Regions from separate parts of the Mus musculus genome. Here all the other regions are linked to region 3. A link is a loop called in an ENCODE intact Hi-C map of the cell type or tissue named here. Cell type or tissue: left cerebral cortex. All regions are shown on one strand.

Region 1 (5,000 bases), 55 kb before region 3:
ATTAAACTGACATGTGAGGCATTTTCTCCATCCATTTGGGAGAGTCCAGCCCTCTATGCTGCCCCTGAGCAGGTAGTCTGGGGTTTTATAAGAAAGCAGGCTGAGCAAGCCACAGGGAAAAAACCAGCAAGCAGCACCTCTCCATGCTACGAATGTAAGTCAAGTCTCCCTGAATACTCCATAAGCTCGCTCTCTACCAACTGAGCTACATCCCCAGATCCAGGGTAAGGGTTAAAATGTATCCTTCTGCTTCAGCCTAGAAACTCATGTACTTACTATCTCTTTGTAAGTATTTCTAAAAGCCAAACAATACCCGTTTTCTATGACAACTCCCTACACATAAATATTGGTAACCCGACTGTCTAACTTTTGCTACTACATTTTAAATAGAACTTCAGTGAACATCTTTGTGTGTTAACAAACAGATAGATACCTTAGCCAAAATGGTTTGGGTTTTTTTTTTTAGTCTCTTGATATATCATGTGGGTTGTAAATCGTTCACCTGTGTTTACTTATTTTTCTGTTTTTATAAACTCTACAGTGCTGTGATTTGATAAACAGGAGATTAACTGATACCTGAAAACTCAAAACAAAATAGGAGAAGGGACACCACTAGTGTTCTTCCCCATCCGCTGTGGGGGTGGTGGCACAGAGAGGGCTGGGTAAACAAAACCAGCACAGCGGTGGGAAGAGCATCAAACTAGTTTGTGTGTCTGTCCATGCATGGCCTGCATGCCTGGTGCTCGAAGAGGCCAGCAGGGGGTGCTGGGTATCTTGTAAATACAGGGCTTACAAATGAGCTACCGTGTAGGTGCTAGGAATTGAACCCTGGTTCTCTGCAAGAGCAACCATTGCACGTAACCACTGAGCCCATCCCTCCAGCCCGAAAATTTGTCTTTACAACAACTGTAGAAGAAACCCCTTAGACATTTATGTGTGTGTGCCAACTGACAGGACAAGGAAAGATGATCTTCCTAAACCTACGTCCAATGTCTCCTTCTAGTAAGGAAAACACCAAGAACTTCTCACATAAGAACAATCTGAGGACCTCCGGTGAAGGCTCACCTTCCGCAGTCTTGCCAGGAGCCCTGCCACATGCTCGTGCTGTTCTGCCTTGGCGAGGTCCTCGGCCGTCTTTCCATCCTGTAGGAAACAGATGATCAGTGTCACAGAGCTGCACGGGACCTCAACATGCTAGTTCAGCGAAGAAATGGGAGGCACAGCAGGGTCAAAAGAAAGTTGGACAAACTCTAAGTCCTGGCCTGTTTTCTCATCTAAGGAAACCTTATTTTATTTGGTGGCTCAGGAAGGAAAAATGACAGAGCAAGAAATGCAGTAGTGTCCTGAGGTGTCAACAGAAAGATGCTGAGTGCATAGACTCAGAGCTTACTCATTCTCCTCTGACTATCCCATCCCCGATGGAACTTCTGTCTCTATGGCAGCAGTCTACTCTTTCAGTTCTCACACATACAAACCTGGTCCTCGCTCTACACCGTGGCTGGTAACTACTGTACCTTCCAAAGGACGCTTAGTCTAGCACAGGTTGATTTAAGGTGGCTGAAAAAACACAAAGCAGAGACCTAAGGGCCCACAGCACTGTGACATTTACTGTTTGATTAGAGACTTTTCATGGAGCTGTGGTTTCATATGAAGGGACCTACTCTTATGTCTATACCATGAACATGCACATCTCCTGAGAACGTTCCGGTCCAAGCCTGATCAAGTTCGCAGCGGATCACATGAACTGCATGATATCACAGTCCCTTGTGGGGACAGGAGCTGTGGCTATGTCCCCTCTACACTAAGGGAGATAGATACCACTGTTCAGCTAAAGTATTATACAGCCCTAAAATTCAATCTTCAAAAAAAATGAAGACACCTTTTTAAGAGAAGAAAAAAAGTCTATGGTCTCATTATCTGCATTTGTAATAAGTCATCCCATGAAGAGTTGGGACATCTTGTCTACCTGCCAACCTCCCAGTTCCTCCACTCAAGTTGCTCTTGAGATACATATGGGGCCTCTCTGGACCAGCAAATCTTAATCTTGGCCCTGCTGGACTATGTCATTCTCTGCTGTGGAAAGCCATTATCAGCCTTATACAATGTGAATAACACCTCTGTGGTCTACCAAGGCACTGGTGATATTCCTCAACCTCCAGCTTAAAAATCAACCACGTCTCCAGATAAGTCCACGTGTCTTCTGGGGACAAAATTGCCAAGCTGTGAATGAATGCTCTCTCCAGGCTGAAACTCTGGCTCAGGTGTGTGTTCCACCCCATTCTTATTATGTATCCTAAAGTCCTGAGATGGATCCAACAGGCAAGCTAGAACTTCTCCTTTGCTCTGGACCGAACTGAGTTCCTTACTAGACACTGTACCTCCAACTAAGAGTTCCCATCAAACCGTCTCATGGCTTCATGGGGTGCCTTTAAGGCATTGAGGAAGAGGTGCAGAATAAAAAAAGCAGCTCCTAAAAGGTGACTAGAGTCTCTGCAGAGTTGGTGGTAGAGGAGAAGCCAGGAGCGCTCAGAATATAAAGGTGACACTAGGGGGTGCTGTGGTGCCACATGCTATCTGTACAGTCATCTCAGAAGCCAGAAAAAAGTTACGGCTCTGGCTGGCTGTCCCACAGGGCAGCATCCGCAGGGACGGGTCTGAAATGTGATTCTGAAAAGACGGCTGTCAGTACAGAACGTACAAGGCACTAAAAACTCCGTACCGATAAGAGAATATGAGAAATATTAATATTCTCAAATTCCTCCTGTTGAAATGAGATTTCACACGCATTGCTGAAAGCCGTTTCGTCTGCTGCTTCTTTAATGCGACTGCTAGAAAATTCAGAAGGACAGACATGCTTTGGCCTTTGTCTCTAAGTGATGTCCCCGGTCCACGGTTATCCCACTCCTCACAAAAAGTCATCACTGCTGAAAGAGGAGGATGCTTGCTTCCCCTGCTAGGAGGCCAGATGCCTACCAGGCTTGCTTACTGATGGGAGCCTCTCAGTTCTGCTTCTAGCATGATCCCTGTAATCTGTACAAGAGTGGGTGGTCACCAAGCTCAGGCCTCCTAACCTAATGCTTTTCACGAGCCACGCCCACTTCCTGACTACTCAGCTGCCAGACTGCACGAGCCACGCCCATTTCCTGACTGCTCAGCTGAGGCAGCAGAGAAGTCAGCTTCACCCACCTCCCAGTCCCCACCCTTATCTGACATCACTCTTGCTCCACCCCCTGCCTACTGATGGTCAAGACTCTTTGATCAGTGCCCCTCTCTCATTTTCTAGAAGTTTCTCTGTGTGGGGCATCTATCTGAGTAAATGACAAGGCTAAGCACAGACAGGAAACACTCATGAGTCTCTCTAGAAGCTGAAAGAGGTGGGAGACGGGAAGGCAGTATAAGCAGGGTGTGGCGGGAGCAGAGAAGACAGCCACTGCGGGAAAGAGTGGGGGGTGGGGGTGGGAGGGGCATGGGCTCACAGAGCAACACAAAGGGACCAGAGACTGCACACACATCTGGATCCAACAGCTGATAGCATCTTCAGAGTCACCCTGGTTTTTATTTTCCCACAAGGCATCATCTGATATATATACACACATATTATACAATAGATATATAATATATAATAAATATAAAAATGCATGTGATGTGTTACTGCAGGATAGCTAACCTGTGGGTAAAGGTTAATGAAGGCACCTCAGGCCTAAAATGTCCTGTGTGGCAGGGGTAAATAAGCATCCTGAGAAATGTGTGCATTCCCTGCACACACTGCTCATATCTGTGCCTGCAGAGACCAGTACTGCACAGAACAGGCCCGTTACATCTTGAGAGTTAACGGTACTGCAAAGACCTACACACAGACAGGGACACACACACACACACACACACACTCTGGAGGACCATGCCAGGCATCTGGGCCTCAGCAGCATGGATAGCCAAAGACAATGCTATATAAATGGATGAGCATAGCTGTGCCTCAGCGAAATTTCATTTACCAAAACAAATGGCAGGCTAGATGGAGCTCTAAGGGCCAGCTCGGTTAAGACTTTGAAGATCTCCAAGAACCTCAGAGCCTTAGGTAAGGTGCAACATCAAACACCATGTGCTCTCCTTCAAGACTGTCGATAAAGTTCAGATCTTCGAATGTCAAGACCACACACACACACAAGTAATTAACCCACCTTAGGCCCAGCAACATATCAAGCAATAGTTCATGGCTACAACTGAACTGCCACTTCACCTTGTTGGCCAAACTCTTATCTATGGTGTTTATTTTATGAAATATGAAGCAAACGGTTTCTTCTGAGGAGTGGGGGAAGGGGGAAGGGCAGCGCTAAGCCTGAAATGAGAAGCCAGAGGAATGGACTATGTCTTACTTAGAAATAATTTTCAATCCCAGCAGCAAAGGCGGACTCTAAACAGTAGACACCAGCCCTTTGCCTCCAGGCTGTTCATGACCCCCCAAGACCACACAGGGGATCCAGCTCCTCCCACAGGGCACTGGGCCTCTTGTACCCTGGGGCCAACGGGAAGCACTTATGAAAGAGAAATCCATACGTGGAATAGAAAGCTAAGAGGCACTGTTGTGTAACACGGTAAACAAAAGGCCAGTGTGAACCAGCGGGTCGCTGGCGGAGCGGGGCTGGCGAGATGAGAAAGGATGAAACATTAACTAGATATTAAACTAGGTCTGTGTGGGCAAATGTTTATGTAACTGCAGTAGAGGGTTAGAGCTTAATAGCAGCCTGTCTGCTTTAGAATGCAGTTGCCAGGCAATACCTTTCTCCCTGTGCCCTTGAGGCACAAGAAGTTTCCATGGCTCTCTGAGGCCAGACACCTGCCCCTGCCTGGTACTCACCGAGGTTAGAGCCTCCACATTGGCGCCCATCAAACAGAGGTAGCGGACCACATCTAGGATCCCGTTGTTGGCTGCAAGGTGGAGAGGAGTCCGACCATACTGGAAAGAGAAAAAAAATACCACAAGCATTCTCATGGCTGCTATC
Region 2 (5,000 bases), 63 kb after region 3:
GTAACTTTCCTCTTCCACTATCTCGGCTGGGTAGTGGGCTGAAGGACAGGTTGAACTCTTGCTAAAAGTAGGTTGCAAAAATATGTATGCCAACAACCAACATCACCATGAAGGGTACACACTGCAAAATTATAAGGAGGACATAACACGCAAAAACCTTTGCCCTCAAAAGAGATACCAAATACATTTGGTTAATATCAGTTATCTAGAAGGCATCCTACCCACCAGTAGTGGGAATCCAAATACCAGCTCAGTAATACCTGCTTATCCATAGAGGACAAGACACAGACCACAGTGGAGGCCTTGGGCCACAGGCAAGTCATGAAACACACAGCATTAATACTGCACATACTACAGTCTTTTTTTTTTACATACACATCTAAGATAATTTGATAAATCATGCCTAGAACAAGACTTAAATAAAAGGAGATAGAGTAATTATAACATAGCACAATAAATATTAAAATGGTGAAATTTGCTGAGTGTGACCATGGATAACTGATCACTGTAATTGACACCCACACAACCCACAGCTATAAATGCATAAACTGAACACAATAGAATATTACATAGCAATAAAAAGGGGGTGAACTATGATTACAGACAACTGTACACACAAGTCCAAATGCATTATGCCAGCCAAACTGAAAAAGCCTACATGCTATGATTCTACTATTTCTAGATCTCTCTGAGAAAGGCCAGAATACCAGAACAGGCTTGCCTCGAACTCAGAAATCTGCCTGCCTCTGCCTCCAGAGTGAGTTCCAGGACAGCCAGGGCTATACAGAGAAACCCTGTCTCAAAAAAAAAAAAAAAAAAAAAAAACAAAAACAAAAAACAAAAACAAAAAACAAAACAAAACAAAACTCAGAACTGTGCAGTAGAAAGCATGAGTGCTACTATATATAAGGCACACTGGAGCTGCAGAGATGGCTCAGTGGTTAAGAACAACTGACTGTTCTTGCACAGGACCAGGGTTCAATTCCCAGGATTCTCATGGCAGTTCACGACCATCTATAACTCCAGGGGAGTTCCAGGGGATCCAATGCCCTCTATTGGCCTCCATGGGCATCAGTTACACACATGGTGAACAAACATGTATGAGGTACAATCAATCCAACAGTGATCAGTTCACAAATGAGACGGCAAAAACTGTTAGGGGAAGACCTAGAAGATTCTGTGTTAAACAGCGGTCAGCCATGGGCCAGGGAGTGACACTATTAAGAGGTGTGGCCTTGTTGGAGTGGGCTTTCTCACTGGGTATGGGCTTTAAGATACTCATCCTAGCTTCCTGGAAGCCAGTATTGAGCTAGCAGCCTTCAGATGAAGATGTAGAATTCTCAGCTCCTCCTGCAGCATGCCTGCCTGGAAGCTGCCATGCTCCCACCTTGAACCTGTAAGCCAGCCCCAATTAAATGCTATCCTTTATAAGACTTGCCTTGGTCATGGTGTCTGTTCACAGCAGTAAAACCCTAATACTAAGACATGTACATATTTGTATCTCTAGTGTATGTCACACACATTAGTTGAGTATACACATATATGCATCTATATGTGCAGCTACCTACACATGTACAAATCTCCATGAATACATGCATGCTTGCAGACGCAGGCAGGATATTCCTTACAAGGAATGCTTACAAGTATAAGGGTTTCAAGCTGCCTATTTGGGGGGAGGGACGGATTTTGACATATTTACATGAATTGTACTTGCTAAACAGGGTAATTGTGATCACAGGAAATTTGGAATTTTTTTTTTAAGATGTGGGACTTGTTATTTCAAACTCTATTCTCTCCAATCTAACTTCTCTGACTCTGTTTTCCCCATGTATAAAAGCACAAAATCAGCAGCAGCCGCAAGGGTCAGAGAGAGACCCCTAATGAGCTGCATAATTATTACCAGGATTAGCATTCTTCCCTCCTGCAACTCCCCCCCCCCCCCCAAGTTATCTACAAAAGCCTTCTCCCAGCCAACTTTCCCTCTGCCCTGGCCTTCAAGCAGCTGGGTCTTCCTGTCTTCCACAGCTTCATCATCACAGGAAGAGATGAGAAGAGTGGCAGGGGTCTGGAAAACTGCTATGTCCCCTGCTGTCCCTGTCCATCTTCCCAGATCTTCCAACAGCTCACAAGTGACACTTCCTTCCCGACTCCCTGGGAGCCTGCAAGGCTAATTCACACCTTGCCCTGCTGGCAAGACTCCCAAACCCTGAGCACCAGACTTTCCCAGCTCGCTCACAGTATCCTGCTAAGAAGCTCTTCTTCCTGAATACATCTTGGGGAGTCTCCCATGGAGCCCCATCAGTCCGCAATTACATCCTGTGCTTTCAGAACCTGCACACACCTTCCCAGAATCAATTAAAACTTACCAGGAAGAAATCAACTCAACCCTCAGATCTTCCTTTTTGACACCTCTGCTTCCAACATCATTAAAGGTAGTGTGGTTTGGCAGGACTGTGGGCCTGGCTAACGGCTGTGGGCTACAGGCTTACCACCACGTTCTCTGAAACCTGAAGGTATCCAGCTGTGCTGAAGAAAGGTGTGCCGCAGATGTGTGTGGCACATGAACATCAGAACAAGGAGCCCCCTTCCCCTTCTTCAATAAAAACAGGATTGGCCAAGTTGTAAAATTCCAAGGATTGGGAATTTAAGTGTATTATTTGAGTCATATGCTGAGAAAAGCCAATGTGTTTAGGGGATCCTAGGGAAGAATTCATCCACTGCCTGAACCAACCTCGTCAGCAGAGTGTTGAGCACTCACAAGCCAGGGCCCCCCCAGACAGTCTGAACAGGGAAGCAGGTACAAGCCTACTTTATGCTTTTGTAATTTGTTTTCAGAAACAGTTTCATTACAGTTCAGGATGGCCTGATCAGCACCAAGTACTCCATGGAACTTCCAGTGATTCCGGTCAGCACCCTTAGATTCATCCAATCTCAGGTCACACCTCGTACCATGTCATCAGGCCTGTAACAGCTGTAGAGCTATAGCTTCAGTCCAAAACTCCCTGATTATAGCAATTACTGTCTTATTTGTTACTTTCTGAAGTACTTCTCCTTGCAAGAGACTGGCTATAAATAACCTCTGACTCTGAGTATTGTTACCATCCTGACAGGAACTGAGACTTTCTAAAGAGAGAGATACTTGTATCCTCCTGGGTTATCAGACCATTGAGACAATGGATCCCAAGAATTGAAATTTTCCCCAGGAACCCTCATATGGTGAAAGGCTGAAGCCAGTTAAACCAATTGTCTCTCCTTCAATAGTATTTACAACCTGTCAGAGTACACAGAAGATTGTCATTAGGCAATGACATAGGCCAAGAGACCACAACTCAACCCACTCTGGTTTTCTGCTTAAACCTACTCAGGTCAGCCCTCAGGTCAGCCCTCCCCACAACAAGACAGACTGGTGACAGTAGAGTCACAGGATCTCTTTGTCCCTCTTCGAAAAACCATCACATCGAATGCATCTCCGTTTTCTGCTCACTGTAACTGGCATATTCAATTGGCTCACAGAGGCCTGGTGGCCCAAACTGTCATATAAGGGCTACCAGATCTCATGTTCTGGCCCCAGTGAATCCAGTAACAGTATCACGCACATATGTGTGTGCAAACACACACTTGCCCAAGAGAGTGGCGTGGGAGAGTTGGAGTCACACGGCAGTGCACACTGGCCTAGGAAGGCACTGCTTTGATGCTCAGAAATGACTTTGTGAAGACCGTGAGATATAAACTCAGTAAACCAGAAGCACAGGGGAGTTCAGGGTGTTGGCAGGACAGATACCCAGCACCTGCCCCAACAGAGAGAAGGACAACAGAGCAAGCCAGTCGTCATCCTTTCCCTGTTATCACTGGTAGACGCCCTTCCCTGGTTATCGTCCCTTCTCCACCCATCTGCCTGTTGTTCTCTTTTCCCTGCAAAGGGAATCACCCTGTTCCCTACGGGGACTTCCTGTTATGTGCAGCTGGTGTGTGTGGGGGGGGGGGGGGGGTAACAGACGGGAGAGTGGGATCAGGACAGAGACACATGATGGTATCTCTTCTCCAAAGTGGCATGAGCTGGTGGCCCCAGATCAGCAGACATGCCATCAACTCCCTGCACTGCCAGAGGGTGCCGTGTACATTTCACCACCCCAAGGTTCTGGATCACGGGGACAGAGTCATTTTCCCACAGCAGCACCCCTTCCTTTAACAGCCTTACACATTGGCCCCAGTACCTCAGGCCCTTGCCACCTCCCAAGCATCTCCAATCCACTTCTACAGAAAGAAGCCCCCCAGAGTCTTCTCAGTAGATCTGAAACAAGTGCTGGGCCCCAGGGGTCAGTCAGCAGGAAGCACACATCATCCTCCCCGCTCTCCCCCCACCTCCCCACCCCCACCCCCACCCCCTCCAGAAGCCCTCAGAATTGAGCAGGTTATCTTTAAAAGCTCCCCTGTGTGGAGCAGCTGAGGAAATAATGAGGCTGAGGTGTGGGGAGCTCCCCGTGGTTACCCCATCCCACTTGCTGGAAAGGTGGAAAGAAAGCAAAGAGTTATCTAGCTTTGACTGAAAACTGGGAAGCAGGCCTGAACAGCAACAGGAAGCCCACACCTGGCGATCAGGTTAAAAGCAGTTATAAAATAAGACCAATAAGCCCCACTGGGAGGGAGAGGTCTTAGAGTTGGATCAAGGAGATCCAGGGGCAACAGGCCAGCCCTGGTGAGGGGCTCAGAGTCCAGAGGCACACCTGCATTTGCAGGGAGCCCACCCTGGGCCCTTGCCTGGAGGGTGGCGGCATGCAGCAAGAGCTGGCCACACTCAGCCTCCGGCTGGCTGGAACCCAGTGAAGACAGAGAAGAAAGTGGGGCCAGAGACCTCAACCAGTTTCCACACAAGCACAAGGGCAGAATCTGGAGCTTGATCAGACAGTGTAGACACTTCGATAGTATCCAGCAGCAAGAGCCCAGTTTATCCATGCCCCTTCCCATGCAAGGAGGAGATACTGGAGATCCGTGAGAATCTA
Region 3 (5,000 bases):
AGTTCAGCAATTTACAACCTTCAGGGATATCCAAGACAGTTCAAGCCAAGAGAACTTCTAAATGCTCCAAGACTGAATGGATGTACGGATCGTACGCAGCGGGAAGCTGTGGTGGGACCTTCGCTCGCTGTGCATAGCATCAACCCTAGGACCTCACCCCACAAAGCAGGCCTGGAGCCGTATCTGCTCATCTGTTTGTTTTTCCTTAAAGCCGAAAGAGAAGGAACAAAAGGTCGAGGCAAAATGTCACTTAACACAATCCAGACAGGGTCTCCAGTGGACCAAATAAGCAGCAACACTCCAAACATTTTCTCCAAATACAGGAAATTCCACATTAGAGTCACACTGACCACCAAGTCGAGTTTTATGAAAACACAAAAAATGTCCTGTAAAGAAAGAAAGTGCATCTGAGCTAATCCTGCAGAGACTTGACGCCCCAGGGAAGGGGGATGGGGGGTGTAGCGGGGGGGGGGGGGGGGGTGAGGGAGCACCCTCTCAGAGGCAAAGGGGAGGAGGGACGGGGTGAAGAACTCTTGGAGGAGGGTGCGGAAGGGGGTAAACATTTGGAATGTAAATAAATAAAAACATTTTAAAAAATAAAAGTTGATCTCAAATCAAAATAAGATAAAATGCAAAAAGGTGGTGGGGGGGGGGGGGAATCGCATCTGCAGGTCACCGTCATTCCGCCATCATTCAGTGGGCATGACCACATCACATGAACAGAGACTGGGGCTTCCTGCTTCAAGGTAGCATTCCAGCCACCAGGATCTGGGCTGTTTGACTATTCTGACTTCACCATGTTAATCCCTTGAGCTCTTCCTATTATTTGATCACAGTGACTCTATCTCCTTTCAGCTACTGGGACAAAGTTAACTAGGCCAGAAGGTATAATCTGCTCTGAACTCAGCAGGGTGCTCTCAGGGGACAAGTGAGAGAAGGGAGCACGGTTCATGTGTCTGCATGAAGAGAGCTGCATGAAGAGAGAGAGTGGAACCCTGCCAGGAGCTCAGCTGAAGCTCCTTATTCCAATAGAAGGAGGGAAACACAGCCAGATTTCTTCCTAGAGCCAAGATTCAAGATGGAGAGGCATCAGCTGGAGGGAAGGGGAAGCCAAACCAAACTCTGTCGGACGGACAGACGGATGGACGGACATCCGCTGTGCAGCTCAGAGCTAGCTGCAGGCACTGGGCTCAGAAAGCAGACTAAGATGCAGCTGGAAGAGCTGTGGAAAGGCTTGGCGGTGAGACCACTGTGCAAGCGCGAGGGCCTGAGCTCAGATTCTCAGCACTCACAGAAAAGGCAGCATTAGCGTGGCTGCAGGTGCCTGTAACCCCAGCGTTTGAACAGGTTGGTGGGGGAGTTGTTCATAGAGGCTTTCTGGGCAGCTAGCCTACTGGAAAAACAGTGAGTTCCAGATTCAGTCATAGATCCTGCCTCAGGGGACTAGGGCAGAGAGTGATCCTGTCTCAGGGGACTAAGGCACAGGGCATGTGACATCCTCCTCTGGCACACAAGCATAGGGACGGACGGACAGACAGACGGACAGATACACACACAACACACAAGGGAGGATGGCTTACAGAAATCATGGGAACCCCTACTGTGTATGCTGCTCTATTCTGGAAACCGTGGGCAGATCTAACAAAGGCGTCAATTTTCATTGTTCCCTCTCTTTTAGGTAGAAAGAGTTTGCCTGTGTGCTCTTCTTACAGCTGGGCTTGGGACAGAGAGTGCCACAGAGAACTACTAGTTTCATCATGCCCTGAAAAGGTCAGGTGCAGGGTGGGAAAGAGTCTAGGCAGGGGTAACTTGAAGACACTCAAGTACACCCAGCCTTGCATGGCTGCCAGCACTAGCCGCACGGCCAGCGTGTGTCAGCCATGTTTGAGTCAATGCAACTCTGCAGACTCAGGCACCCACATGCAAAGCCTCTGCTCTGTTGACCTGCTCTGGGCACTGGGGTCACAGGCTCAGGTCTGCAGGAGCTGACTGGCTGTCTGCATGGCCAGTACAAATCCTTTCCAGAGCTCCTGGCCAGGTCCTTTCCTGTGATGTCTACAGGTCTGTGAGTCAGGTGGGACGGACAGTAAGAGGCAGGGAGGAGCTGAGCAGGTCACTTCAGGCCACACGAGGCAAGCCTGGCACTCAGAGTCCCTGCTGGAGTTACTGAAGTGAGAGCCACTCTGATAAATGTGAAAGAAGATCACTGAAAGAGAAACCGGAGCTCCCTGAAAGCCTGGGCACTGGCTCCTTGCAAGCAGAACTCTCTGGAAGCCTGCCAGGAGGACGACCTCACCCCAGCGATCTGATCCCTAAACACACGAGGCTAATGGTGAGAGCCCTGAGGTAACTGTAAATTCCGCAGCCAGGAGACCGGATGCTTTGACAATATTCCTACTCTGAGGAACTGGGTGTCCACAAGCACAAACATCTTAAGCTAAACAGTAGAGAAAAACAAAAGCAATGAGTGTGTATTAAGTTTGTGACAACCTCTAAAATGGGGAGGCTGGGCAAGCCCAGTGACCTTCCTAGAGTGACGCTGGGACATAGGACATCTGGGAGACTTGGGGTGACCAACTGTGGCGGGGCCTGTAAAGAATCTACCGCAGCTTCCAAGGACCACGATCAGGCCCTGTATGAATTCCTTTTTGGTTGCCATGATAAAACACCATGACCAAAAGCAACTTACAAAGAGTTTGTTTTGGCTTACAGTTCCAGAGAGCAGGAAGCTGAGAGACCACATCTTCAGAGCAACCAGGAAGCAGAAGGGTAAACCAGCAGAGAGATGGAGCTATGCAGTCTCAAGCCCACACCCAGGGATGTACTTCCTCCAGCAAGAGTTCACCTCCTAAAAGTTCATAACCTCCCCGAACAACGTCATCAACCGAGAACTAAGTGTTCAGATACAGGAGCCACCACAGGCCAAATGGAAATGGCTCGGGTTTTGTAGCAACGGACAACCTAATAGGGATTGGCATACACGAGATGCCTGTTAGCCTGCTTCCTGTCACCGTGACAAACTGTGGCAGAGAAGGATGCTCTCCTCCCCCTGGAGTCTTAGCAAGGAACTGACCTCAGTCAAAATCTATCAAAATCATTCTAAGTATTCGTGATAAATCATTAAGTTCTTACTGCAAACGAATGAGTCAATCTGAGGCCCTAGCTGTTAGCTGTTGCAATCTCCCTTGCTGCCCTCGTGACCACAAACAAAATGACCGTGCATCAAATAATAGCCAGCTAGACTGCTCTTTTGCCAGCAAAAGCCATTCTGAACTCTCTGCAGTGTCTAAGAAAACTGCACAACAATCCCAGCTCATTGTTCATCTTCAGAAGACACGGGCTCAGCCTAGCCCGTTTCAGTTTATATCACACATTTTGCTAACACAGGCCTGGATGAACCTGCAGCCATTTCCACCTAGACCTGAGAGGGAACACTTCCCCCATATCCCAGTAGAGGGAACTGTGACAAAAACTAGAGGCAAGGCTGTGATTGGTGCAAAAACAAGCCTTCATTTGCATGCGAGCTGTGCTTTGATTGGCCCAAGCACCTTCCCTAGATTCTGTGATGAGTGGGCTGCCTCCCCTGGTGTTGCAGCATCAAGTCCAATAAAAGACTGGTCCTGAGTAGTCCTTTTTTTTTTCCCTACTCGAGTAGTGTTGGCTAAACTGATTAAACAGAGAAAAGGGCAGGCATCGGCAGAGGTATAGGCGACAGGGAAGCAGGTGAGCAGCAGGTGAGCAGCTGGCAGACCAAGCTGCTCAGCGGTGAAGTTGGTACCTGACTGACAGCTGATTAAAGCAGTTACAGCAGGAGCAGAACACAGACAGCTGAGGCTGGGAACGAAAAACATCTGTAAAGATCTGGTGGACAGAAACTGCAGGGTCTGGCTACTGGGACAGTCTCAAAAAACTAAGTTTTGAGGGACAAGACGCTGTGCCCAGGAGCTGTAACACTGGTCACTATCAACAGCTGAGCACTCCTAATACCTAAGCCCACGGGGAAGCTGTAATACCAGCTATTGGCAGTCGCCAGAAGTCCCAGCTTCCCAGGCCTATGCAAAAGCTATAACACTTCTAGAAACCAAAGGCCCTAATGTCCTAGGCCTGCACAGGGTGGTGACCCTTGTAAAGGTTGGGAGGGGTCCTGGCATCACCTACACAAAGACCTTGAAAACAGTAGGGTGCAACCTGGGGCTGTTCTCACCTCCTTACTATTGCTGCACTCTGCTGTCAAAGAGCAGAGAAAAGGCTCCACTTCTCAAACACCTGCTGTGAGGTAATGGTGATGTAACCACCTGCTGTGAGGTAATGGTGATGTAACCACCTGCTGTGAGGTAATGGTGATGTAATCACTTGCTGTGGGGTAATGGTGATGTAACCACCTGCTGTGAGGTAATGGTGATGTAACCACCTGCTGTGAGGTAATGGTGATGTAACCACCTGCTGTGAGGTAATGGTGATGTAACCACCTGCTGTGAGGTAATGGTGATGTAATCACCTGCTGTGAGGTAATGGTGATGTAATCACCTGCTGTGAGGTAATGGTGATGTAACCACCTGCTGTGAGGTAATGGTGATGTAACCACCTGCTGTGAGGTAATGGTGATGTAATCACCTCCTGTGAGGTAATGGTGATGTAACCACCTCCTGTGAGGTAATGGTGATGTAACCACCTGCTGTGAGGTAATGGTGATGTAATCACTTGCTGTGGGGTAATGGTGATGTAACCACCTGCTGTGAGGTAATGGTGATGTAATCACTTGCTGTGAGGTAATGGTGATGTAACCACCTGCTGTGAGGTAATGGTGATGTAACCACCTGCTGTGAGGTAATGGTGATGTAATCACTTGCTGTGAGGTAATAGTGATGTAACCACCTGCTGTGAGGTAATGGTGATGTAACCATCTGCTGTGAGGTAATGGTGATGTAATCACCTGCTGTGAGGTAATGGTGATGTAATCACCTGCTGTGAGGTAATGGTGATGTAACCACCTCCTGTGA
Region 4 (5,000 bases), 200 kb after region 3:
GCTTTCCTCTCTTAAATGCTGGGATTAAAGATCTGTGTTAATCCCAGCATTCGGGAGGCAGAGGGAGGCGGATTTCTGAGTTCGAGGCCAGCCTGGTCTACAAAGTGAGCTCCAGGACAGCCAGGGCTATACAGAGAAACCCTGTCTCGAAAATTCAAAGAGGGGGAAAAAGATCTGTGTAGCTAGGCTTGGCTTAAAGTCGAATATCTTAACTTTAGTTTTTGATAGGTAACCTATAAAATCAATTTGCACAACTCTTGGCCACTGCCTTAAGAAAGACTTCCCTTTCCTGCGGTAAAGGAGCTGTAGAGGAGAAGGCTGCCCCCCTGGGGGTTGCTGGGAGACCGGAATGTTGCAGGACCGAGAAGACTGTGCAGCAGCTTTTGCATCAACTATCCACGTCTACTTAACCTCAAACTCCTACTGAACCCGTCCAAGGCCGGTGAAGTCGCTGCTTTCATCCTTCCTGCTTTCCACCTTTGGCCTTTGTTTCTTTGCTCCAGTCAAGGTGCTTCATTTAGGGCTAATTTTGTTTCCGTTTCTGAGAAACTCCTGGGAAGTAGTGGAGGCGCGCGGGCGCTGTGAGCTGGGGGTGGGGGGATGAAGTAGCCGGCAGTGGCACTGTGCCCGCCACGTGGCTTCTTTTCTTTCTTGTCCCTGAGACCGCAGGTGATCAGGGAACAGCTTGGAAAGGTACAATTTAAGACAACTGAGGTGTGTGCTGCTGTCCAATTTGCAAAGAGACAGCAGGGCGTCTGATGTTGCCCTGTATGGTGGATTAGTCCTGTATAAAGGCATGCAGGCAGGGTTGGAGTGATGGGGGTTGTCTTAAAGAGAGTCGGCTTCTGCGGTAAAACAAAGTTAGCACTGGCTAAATGAATGTACTTCCGGGGGCTAGGCTAGAACCCAGTGGCACGGTGAATCTCCATGAGGTTTTCAGGTCTTTAACCCAGCTTTTCTTTCTTCTTGTTTATAATTTTCCTGCTTGTTTATCTAAGACTTTAACTTGCCAGCTCAGCAACTCACATCTGTTAATATTTTGAGATTACAGTTAGCCTCAGCCAATTGGGCCTTCCTTCAATAACAGCAGAACTTAGAAGCTCGCTGCAATTACTCCTGATTCCAAACGACTGCAAAGTGTACCTCTCTGCCCAGTTCCACTTTCTCTCTCTCCCCGTTCTGATTACTGCAAGTTATGTAAATCGAGCTGGAGAAGACTTAATTTAATCAACCCGTGGGTCTGCTTACATTTGTTTAAATATTAACTACAGTCTATATGTAAAAGACCAGAGAGGGACAAACTAGTTGCTAAGCATCGCGGCCAATCACTGACACTGTCTTTGCATTGTCAGATCTCTTTGAGTCCGGCTCAAGGCTGTAGAAGGTTTCGTTGTGCACTCACCACGTGCCTGAGGTAACTCTAGAAACCCGCAGCTCCTTTAGAGACTGTCAGGAAGACATCTATTTCACCAACCATTTATGGAGATGAGGAGAGAGGACAGGACTGTGGGAAGTTGGAAAGGGGTTCTATTTTTCTTGCTGGACATTTCCATTCACTCCAGCTCATCTGCATTGCTTACCTTCCAGACCAGAGGTACCCCTCCCGCTGGGTGGGGGTGGGGGTGGGGGTGGGGATTGGCTGGGTGCTTGGAGTGTTAAGCAATCTGAGAGAAAAGGGAAACTTCTCTAAATTACAACCCAGGGCACTGGTCAGGGAGTAGAGGAAGCTACAAAGCAAAGCAGCTTCTCTGGGCAATAGTGGACCCCAACATAAAAACATTATCTCACGAAGATGCTACATGGCCTTTTGGTAGCAGGAAGTGCGAACTGCGGGTTCTGTAGGTTTCTAACTGCACTGCAGGTGCATCTTGAAGACGGAAAGAAAATGTCAGGCATAGAGGTTGTTTAGCATTACAAAACCAGCTAAGTCCTTCATACCAACACTGACCAGACCTGTAAGTGATTTACACCCCACCCCTCCCCACCCCACCCTACCCCACCTCAGCCAAATGAGTCAGGATAAGAATTTGGTGTCTGGCTTGTTTTTGTCACGGTGCCAGCTCAGAAGTGCAGTGATTGGCTGAGATACAGAACTCCACAATTAACATTAAACACAGGCAGCTGGCTGCATTTTGATTAAAACCGGCGATCAAGAGCTCTGGCAATCTGGGTTTTTGTGATGGCCGGAGCTTTATTCCCTCGTAAATACCACTGACAGTTGTTCGCGCATTGGAGCCTCTTCGTTTACTTTCTCTGTGGTTCTCTGTGTTTAAAAAATTGGCAGAAATCCTTCCAGGTGAAACAGTTTCCGTATCCATTTTCACCCTTGTGGACTGTCAGTTGGGTGGTAGAAACAGGAAAGACAGACAGACCCACGGGAGCCAAGTTCAGGGGTCCCCCACCCCGCCCCACCCCATCTCTGTCACATTTTTTTTTTTCCAGAAAATGGAGGGATTTAGCCCTTGAAGCAGCCTGGTTCTTCCAGAGGGGTGTTACGCTTTGTGGCTCTTTGGCCCCATCTTATGGACAACAGTATTATAAATCGGAGATGGACGATGGTCCTGCAGAGCAGGTGCCCCAGAAGTTTGATTTCTTATTATAAAGTCAAAGTGTAATGATGACTCGGTTTCTCCCAGACTACATTCAGGAATACCCTTAGAGTTCACCGATGTTCAGAAAATCAGTGGCGAGTATGGAAATCTTACATGTGAACATGTGAACAGAACCGTTGCGCATGGTAACTCGAAGACTGTGGTAAGGAGTATGGTGTGTCCAACTATTGTTACTGGCATTTGGGAAGCCTCTCTTTGGTTACCAGATGGTACTTTGGGGCGTTTAGTCTCTTTAATAAAATAATTTAAAAGGGGGCCGAGGAAGTGGCTCTGTGGTTAAGAGCACTGGGAGCTGAGGATCCAGGTTTGAGTCTCAGTACGTGTATAATGGCTCACAACTGTCTGTAACTCAGATTCCAAGGGCTCTGACCCCTCTTCTAGCCCCTGTGCGTACCAAACGCTGAAGTGAGACAGAGACACAGATCCAGGCAAAATAGCCCTGCGCATGGTTTTCAAAACCTTTAAAACTTTAAGAATGGATGAACACATACGGCTTTGAGACAGTTTTACCAGGGTTTAAGAGAGCATCCCTTTCGAGCAGGCAAGCTGTCACCTCTGCATCTTCAGAGAGGAGAAGACTTGAGGAGAGAAAGGGAAAACCACGGTTGGCCATGTGGACAAGCAGCCACATGGCAGAGAGGGAGGCTTTAGAAAAAGAGTAAGGCAGACCACAATGTTGAAGAAGCCCAAAGTGCTGGCAAAGCATCCTAAGACATGAGACAGAAATGAGGAGGGGAAGCTAGGATTTTCTGAATGATTCAGAAAGCAGATAGACTTATAAAGCGACATGCAGCTAGGGGTGGGATCTTGGGAATCCCAGGGGTGACATGGCCTTCCTGAAGGGTGGTCCCTTGGCTAGGTGATTGACACAGGCTAACCGAAATGTTAGGTCTCCACGCAGGCCAGAGATGCCCCCCTTGTAACCAGAAGGAGCCCTCCTTTAGTGGGTTTGTACTACCTTACCTGGACAACATTCTGTTCTCAGTTCTTGACCCTGGAACTAAGAATACGCTAAGCAAATGTTTTGCCATGGAGTCATACCCAGCTCTGTAATGTGTTCTTGGAAAATGCTAAGGAACCCGTGTGTTACATGTTCTCGCCACAAATAGAAAGCAACACAAGGCACACTATATATGTTAATTAGCCAGGTGAGTCACGCCACAAGATACTCTTTAAAACATTATGTTACAGGCAGCAGGTACATTCAGTTTTGTAAAACAAAGATGATGACGGTTTTTCTCATGAGGCACAGGAATCAAACACAAGAATTAAAGAAGGAGCTGCCCAGTGGTCTGTCTCATTTACAAGTCTGCAGTCCTCATCATCCCGATATTGTCTTATCTCTTTCAAGAGACTGGGGTCATATTAATGTAAGTTTCATGAATGGGCGATAGTACTGTTCTATTTAAGCTTTGTACATGTGTGTATATATAGAGGGAAACCTGGTATGTAAGGGTTTGGTAGCATTCAAGGTTTGGGGCATCCACTGGGAATCTTGGAACATCTGTCTGATGAGTACAGTCTATGGTATGAAGAAGATCCAGGTTTTATAGTTTCAAGTCACTGAATTTTTTTTTTACAAGCCTTCCAAGTGCTAGAGATGAGAAAGAAGCCAGAGGCACCTGTGTCCAACCGCCTTTGTGTCATAATGAGGCTGTCTCCCCTAGGTATCAGGAGCCCTCTTGAGTAGAGAGGCTGTAGACATGCACAGGACACCCGGCTCCACAGTCACGGTGACAGAATAAACCAGAGAATATAGTGAAAGCACAAGATGTCGTTTTCCTCACAGTTGTGGACAAAGGGAGGAAGGGTTTATTTCAGCTCAGGGTTTGAGGGTGCAGTCGATGTTGGGGGGCCTTCTCTAATCTGTAGTGACGGGAACATAAAGCTTCATCGCATTCACCTTTTGGTGGATCAGGAACCAGAAAGTAGTAAACCCTTGCACAGATCCTACGTTCTCCCAGAAGTTGTCTTCCCAGGAAGGGTAACACACCACCAGAAGTGTCCTTCACCTTCCTGATGATTCTAAATCTAGTTATGTTGGCAATGCCAACTCACCATTGCATTGGGTCTACAGTGTCAGTGTCGGGAATGTTAATATTCACTAGTTCAAACACACAAACAAATGTGGCTGTCCATGGGCCCCTACCTGAGATGCTAGCTACCACTCCTGTCTTGTTCTCCAAGGATGGTGCTAAAATAGACAGGAGATGGAAGACACTGGTTGGAAGGGGCAGAACACCAGTGAGGTTGTGTTTGTGTGAGACGTTATCCAAGCTTGGGTGGGACTTTTCAGTGATGAAGTTTTGAGTCACTTGGTGCTCTTATAAATGACCTCCATCCATCTGTCTGCATTTCTCCCTACTGCGACTCCCATAAGCTCATTCT
Region 5 (5,000 bases), 43 kb after region 3:
AGACTTGTGGCTTCTCCACACTGCCTCCTGGTACAACAAGAGTGACAGGGAACAAGGCAGATGCAGGATCTCAGCAGCCTGGTCTTCAGGCCTACAGAGGAACTCATTCAACATCCACCCCCAGGTTAGCCTCCTACCCTCAGTGGTAGGGTATATATCAAACAACAACAACAACAAAACACCAAAGTCATATGTCCATATGTTTCCAAAAACACTCCCAGTAGACCGGGCAAACTGAATCATGGGAAAGATCTGCTCAGAAGGAGAAGAGAGGAATGATGGCATTAAAGCCTTTTCCCTTACACCAGAGACGTCCATTCTTAAATATCTCAAACCAGCCACCTGGGCAAGAAGTAATTTCACACAGTGGGGTGAATTTGCAAAGGGATACTCTTCACCACCTCCTGTAGAGCCTCAACTTTGTTGGCAGCTCCTCCAAAGCAGATCCAAACAGAGCCTAAAACATATATGGGGGACCCAGGCTGGGAACAGACCTATACACCAGATCTTACCCTCATGTCTACCAGGAGTAAAGTCTTCACTGCGCCCCCTAGGGATGAGGAGGACCCTGGCTCAGAGGGTGCAATAATGACTCAGAACACTGCCTGCTTGTCTCCAGAGTGAGGGGTAATCTGTCTGAAAAAAATCTATGCGTGTGCATGCTCTACCCTAGGGGTAGAGGCCAGAAAGCAACCTTGGTTTTCTTTCCTCAGGCACTATCTACCTTTTTACTTCTTTTTTTTTTTTTTTTTTTTTTTTTTGTGTGTTCAGGTTTCATCTTTTAATTAGCTCCATAAAGGACATCCTAAACACATCAGACACAACAGAATACTTTTCTTCCAGTATTAAAAAATGACATTCACAAACATTTTAAAGAAGCTCTTCTATATAATCAGGATGGTGATCTTTAATAAAAAACATCTCTAAGCAATCATGATCTTGACTCGGATTGTTCATAGGTACATTCAGAAATCACTTTCTGGCCATGATAAACATTGTTTACAAGGTTTTAAAATGTCCCTAAATACACATCAACTTTAAAAACTGATTTAGCCTGGCCACTTTTTTCTTTTGGCCAGAAACAATAATCCTGAGTGCCTAAACAAAAATTCTGATAAAAGGAAAAATATTGGGACTGTAACAAATGTCTTAAAATTTGTTTTTAAAAGGGAAAAAATGTTTAAAGAACACATGGAGCTTTCTAAAAGTTCTTTAACAAACTACCTTGGGAGCTCAATTCAAAAATAGAACTTGATGTACTAAAACAGACGTTTCAGCGCAGCTCCAAAAATCTTTATAAATACAGCAATTTGCAAGGACGATCCTGGATCAGAAGTGTTATTCCTTGTGTATATTTTGTGTGCATGCCCCATCTCAGTTGTCATAATTGTCTCTGTAATTTCCTCCTGAGTAGCGGTCATAGCCACCCTGGCTGCCACTGTAGTCTCTAGACCGCCCATACCCATATCCATATCCTCCAGGACGACTGTCATATCTTCCACTTCCATATCCCTGGTCTCCACCACCTCTAGAGTAACTGCGACCACGCCCACCAAAGGCACCCCCTCTGGATCCCCTGGCAGACTTTCCTGCATGATCACCCTTTTTACTTCTTAATACAGTGCATGTCACTGGCCCGAAACGTGACAAGTAAGCTGTGCTGCCTGGCCAGTAGACACCAGAAAATATTTGTCTCCACCGGGCTGGAAGTGCAAGCCCAGTGGGTCACTAGCACCTGCTTTCTTTCTATTCAGGGTTCTGGTAAAAGTGAACTCAGGACTTCCCACCCTACTTGCTGAACTATTTCCCACTTCTGAATAGCTCCTGCGATTAGCTGCTGTTGGAGAATCAAATGAATAGTGTCAGTGTTTGGTATGAGTAGGAAGAAAGAAAGAAAGAAAGAAAGAAAGAAAGAAAGAAAGAAAGAAAGAAAGAGAGAGAGGGGGGGGCAGGGAGGGAGGGAGAGAGAGAAAGAAAGAAAGAAAGAAAGGAAGGAAGAAAGAAAGAAAGAGAGAGAGAGAGAGAGAGAGAGGGAGAGGGAGAGAGAGAGAAAGAGAGGGAGGGAGGGAAGGAGGGAGAGAGAGAAAGAAAGAAAGAAAGAAAGAAAGAAAGAAAGAAAGGAAGGAAGGAAGGAAGGAAGGAAGGAAGGAAGGAAGGAAGGAAGGAAGAAAGAAAGAAAGAAAGAAAGAAAGAAAGAAAGAAAGAAAGAAAGAAAGAAAGAAAGAAAGAAAGAAAGGGAGGAAGGGGGGGAGGAAGAGAGAGAATAAAGCAATTCCATTTTTCAATTACCAAATGTCTTTTATTGATCGTGTTACCATGCTTATATTTTGTAGGCTGAGAGACACAAGAATAAGAGAACAAGTGTGATGTAAAAAAAAAAAAACCAAAAAAAAAAAAAAAAAACCAAAAAAACCAAAAACGGACTTGAACGATACATTGTAGGTATTTGTTGGTGTTTCATGTAAAAATGATCAGGACAAACTTAAACCTACTTCAAAATCCGAAGAGTACACCTGTGAAACTGTTGGTAGCAGTTATGCTCCAGCATTTCCTGAGAATTTTTACATAGAGCCGAGCCTGCTAAATCGCACATTTATTTGAGTAAAGCATTCAATGAATCGGTAGAGATTAGCTTTGAGTTTCTGCACTTATTAAGACTACAGAACTGTCAGTGCCTAGCCTTAATTTTCACTTTTGAGAACATATCTCGACCATTCGGCTGTTCTCCTATCTTGCCACTACCAGCGCATTTCCAAGTCCCATTTTCTCCAGAGGATGTGGGAAGTGAAGAAGAGTCAAGTCTGGTGGGTGGAGAATGGGAATTCTTAGAGTGTAAACCACTTTCAAAACAGAAATTAAAAAAAAAAAAAGAATGGAAGAAATGTAGCTCACACAACAATGAGAGGGGGAGCGGACAGAGAGAAAAGGAAGGAAGAGACAGAATAGGACATTGGAGGTGCCTCTCCTCCTATCCTGGCCTCTTCCTTTCTATAGAAACCACCACAGAGACTGCTGCTATCCATGTTTTGTCTGGCTCACACTGCCTCCTGATCCACCCCATGTGACACAGAGGACCCTGTCCTGTTGGGAGCTGTGAGCGTTCTTTCCACTGGCAGAAAGGTCTCTATCATGCTGGCCTCACTGTACCTGAATTAAAAACAAAAAGCTACACTAAGGCAGTTTGCCTCCATCGCACCGTGTCTCTCAGACTTCTCAGGACCACCAAAGAAGGGCAGGAGAGGAACCTCCAAACATCCCGCTAGCTGTGCACAATGGGAGATGCATTCATCTGAAGTAGCTGCCGGAGGAGATTATTAACAGCAGTTTGGTGGTCTGCTCCAAAACCATTTCTAAAGTTCGTAGTGCACTTCATCACATCTCCCCAGAAAGCATGTTCTGCAAAGAGAAACACCAACCAGCCTCCTGGCAGCCTGGAATCAGTGATAACAGATCGTATGTGGCTGGGTGTGATCCCATAGGCCACTGATTCCAGCATGCTGCAGGTAGAGGTAGACAGACTTCTGCTGAGTTAGCCCAGCCTGGGCTACACAGTGAGAGCCTGTCTCAAAAACAGAAAGTAGGGATGGGGCACGTTAAGGCCTCAGCTGGTCTAACTGCTCTGTATTTGTGACAACATTACTTGGAGGCCGACAGCATCTTCAAGGTAGGAAGGCAAACATCCAAAGCAGCCAATCAACCGCTCCACGTCACCCAGGGAATGGTACCACCCACACTGCTGAAGATGAAGGGCTTCCTTAAGTCTGACGAGGTGTATGCAATGGCTTAGCTGCCAGAGAGCAAAGCGTAGGAACCCAGAGAGATTTCTTAATCTTTCCAGTTAGCAAAACGCCTTTCTTGAATCTTGCAGCATAGGAGGGGGAGACTAACGTTATGTCGCTATTAAGCACCCACTGAAAAAATTACCACTGTCTATTTTTCCCACACTCCTAGTTTGAAGTCCTATGTGCTTAGTCCATCTCTTCCCAAGCAGAGGCAGGTCCTTACTAAAAAACACAAATGGCACAGTGTGGCATGGTACACCTTTAGTGTCAGCACAGGAGAATCACTATGAATTTGAGGCCAGCTTGATCTACATATCGAGCAGCTGGCCATTCATGGCTACACAGTGAGAGCCTATATTATAAATAAATAAACAAACAAACAAAGTTGTAGTCACTTGCACTTCAAAATCACTTATCTTCAAAACTGTTCAGATTATATCTTGAAAAAAAATGCCAGGTAAGTTTTCTAGAAAGTATGTATAAACATACTATGCACACAAATAAACCATATATTACTATGCATTCATGTACACAATTGTGCATGCAAATACACATAAACACACATGGTCACATGATCACTATTCCCAGGTACTACATATTATTACTTACTTACTTACATATTTTGTGTCTTTTAAGACGGGGTTTCATGTAGCTCAGGCTAGCCTTGAGCTTATTAAATAGCCAAGGATAGCCTTCAACTTCTGATCCTCCTGCCTCTGGCTTACCAGTGCTGGGACTGCAGGCATGTGCCCCATGAAACCCATATATTGTTTAGCTATAAGCTTTATGATGCTTTTTCCCTGTCCCTGAAAGCCATAGTTAGAAATAAAGATCTGAGAAGTTCACTAGTTTATCTTCATGTCAATAAATGATGAGAAAACAAAAGTCCTGAGTGAAGTTTCACAGAGGTAGCATGGAGTCCCCACCCTGGCTCCCTTGGTTTTCCTAACCCTTGAGGAATGAGGGGCTGGGAAACAGATGAGCTGTTAAGAACACTGGATGCTCTTGACGAGGACCAGGTTCTATCCCAGCACCGGCTTGGCAGCTTGACAACTAACTCCAGTTCCAGAGGATCCAACACCCTCTTATGGCTTCTGTAGACCCCAGACACATACATAATGGAAAAGGCTTATATAGGTAGGCAAAATACCCAGACACACAAAAATAGTTACAGTTTTTTTTTTTGGTTGGTTTGTTTGTTTGTTTGTTTGTTTGTTT

Evidence for each region. A loop is a pair of places that touch in the nucleus more often than their neighbours do. Peaks named below come from ENCODE experiments on the same cell type or tissue, not always from the same donor. Only the 100,000 strongest peaks of a DNase experiment are listed, where the experiment ranks them.
Region 1: it touches region 3 in a loop (2.1-fold over the local background); 10 of 42 quality-filtered maps call a loop at or near these places.
Region 2: it touches region 3 in a loop (1.9-fold over the local background); 4 of 42 quality-filtered maps call a loop at or near these places.
Region 4: it touches region 3 in a loop (4-fold over the local background); 4 of 42 quality-filtered maps call a loop at or near these places.
Region 5: it touches region 3 in a loop (2.4-fold over the local background); 4 of 42 quality-filtered maps call a loop at or near these places.

Annotation. Positions count from the first base shown.
Region 1 is chr13:60,736,198-60,741,197 of GRCm38, reverse strand. Dapk1 (death associated protein kinase 1) reads right to left here. Exons shown (of 26, transcript NM_029653.3): 18 at 4,856-4,954; 19 at 1,066-1,143. Among named protein-coding and RNA genes, the nearest start is that of BC051665, 48 kb to the left of the region's middle. In left cerebral cortex, CTCF peaks have their summits at 756 (motif pointing right) and 2,538 (motif pointing right); DNase peaks (open chromatin) are centred at 2,561 and 3,104; H3K27ac peaks cover 485 bases.
Region 2 is chr13:60,618,783-60,623,782 of GRCm38, reverse strand. All of the region lies in intron 2 of Dapk1 (death associated protein kinase 1), which reads right to left. Among named protein-coding and RNA genes, the nearest start is that of Dapk1, 19 kb to the right of the region's middle. In left cerebral cortex, no CTCF peak of the experiment used is centred here; a DNase peak (open chromatin) is centred at 2,197.
Region 3 is chr13:60,681,407-60,686,406 of GRCm38, reverse strand. The region is part of intron 2 of Dapk1 (death associated protein kinase 1); the gene reads right to left. It overlaps Gm35540 (a long non-coding RNA gene), which reads right to left and starts at 441. Exons shown (of 2, transcript XR_382548.1): 1 at 1-441. In left cerebral cortex, a CTCF peak has its summit at 3,081; DNase peaks (open chromatin) are centred at 1,463, 1,941, 2,218, 3,449 and 2 more places; H3K27ac peaks cover 2,289 bases.
Region 4 is chr13:60,476,674-60,481,673 of GRCm38, reverse strand. No RefSeq gene overlaps it. Among named protein-coding and RNA genes, the nearest start is that of A530001N23Rik, 30 kb to the left of the region's middle. In left cerebral cortex, a CTCF peak has its summit at 2,521; DNase peaks (open chromatin) are centred at 636, 2,094, 2,523 and 3,161; H3K4me3 peaks cover 483 bases; H3K27ac peaks cover 345 bases.
Region 5 is chr13:60,638,387-60,643,386 of GRCm38, reverse strand. The region is part of intron 2 of Dapk1 (death associated protein kinase 1); the gene reads right to left. Among named protein-coding and RNA genes, the nearest start is that of Dapk1, 39 kb to the right of the region's middle. In left cerebral cortex, CTCF peaks have their summits at 592 and 2,748; DNase peaks (open chromatin) are centred at 2,770 and 3,717; H3K27ac peaks cover 332 bases.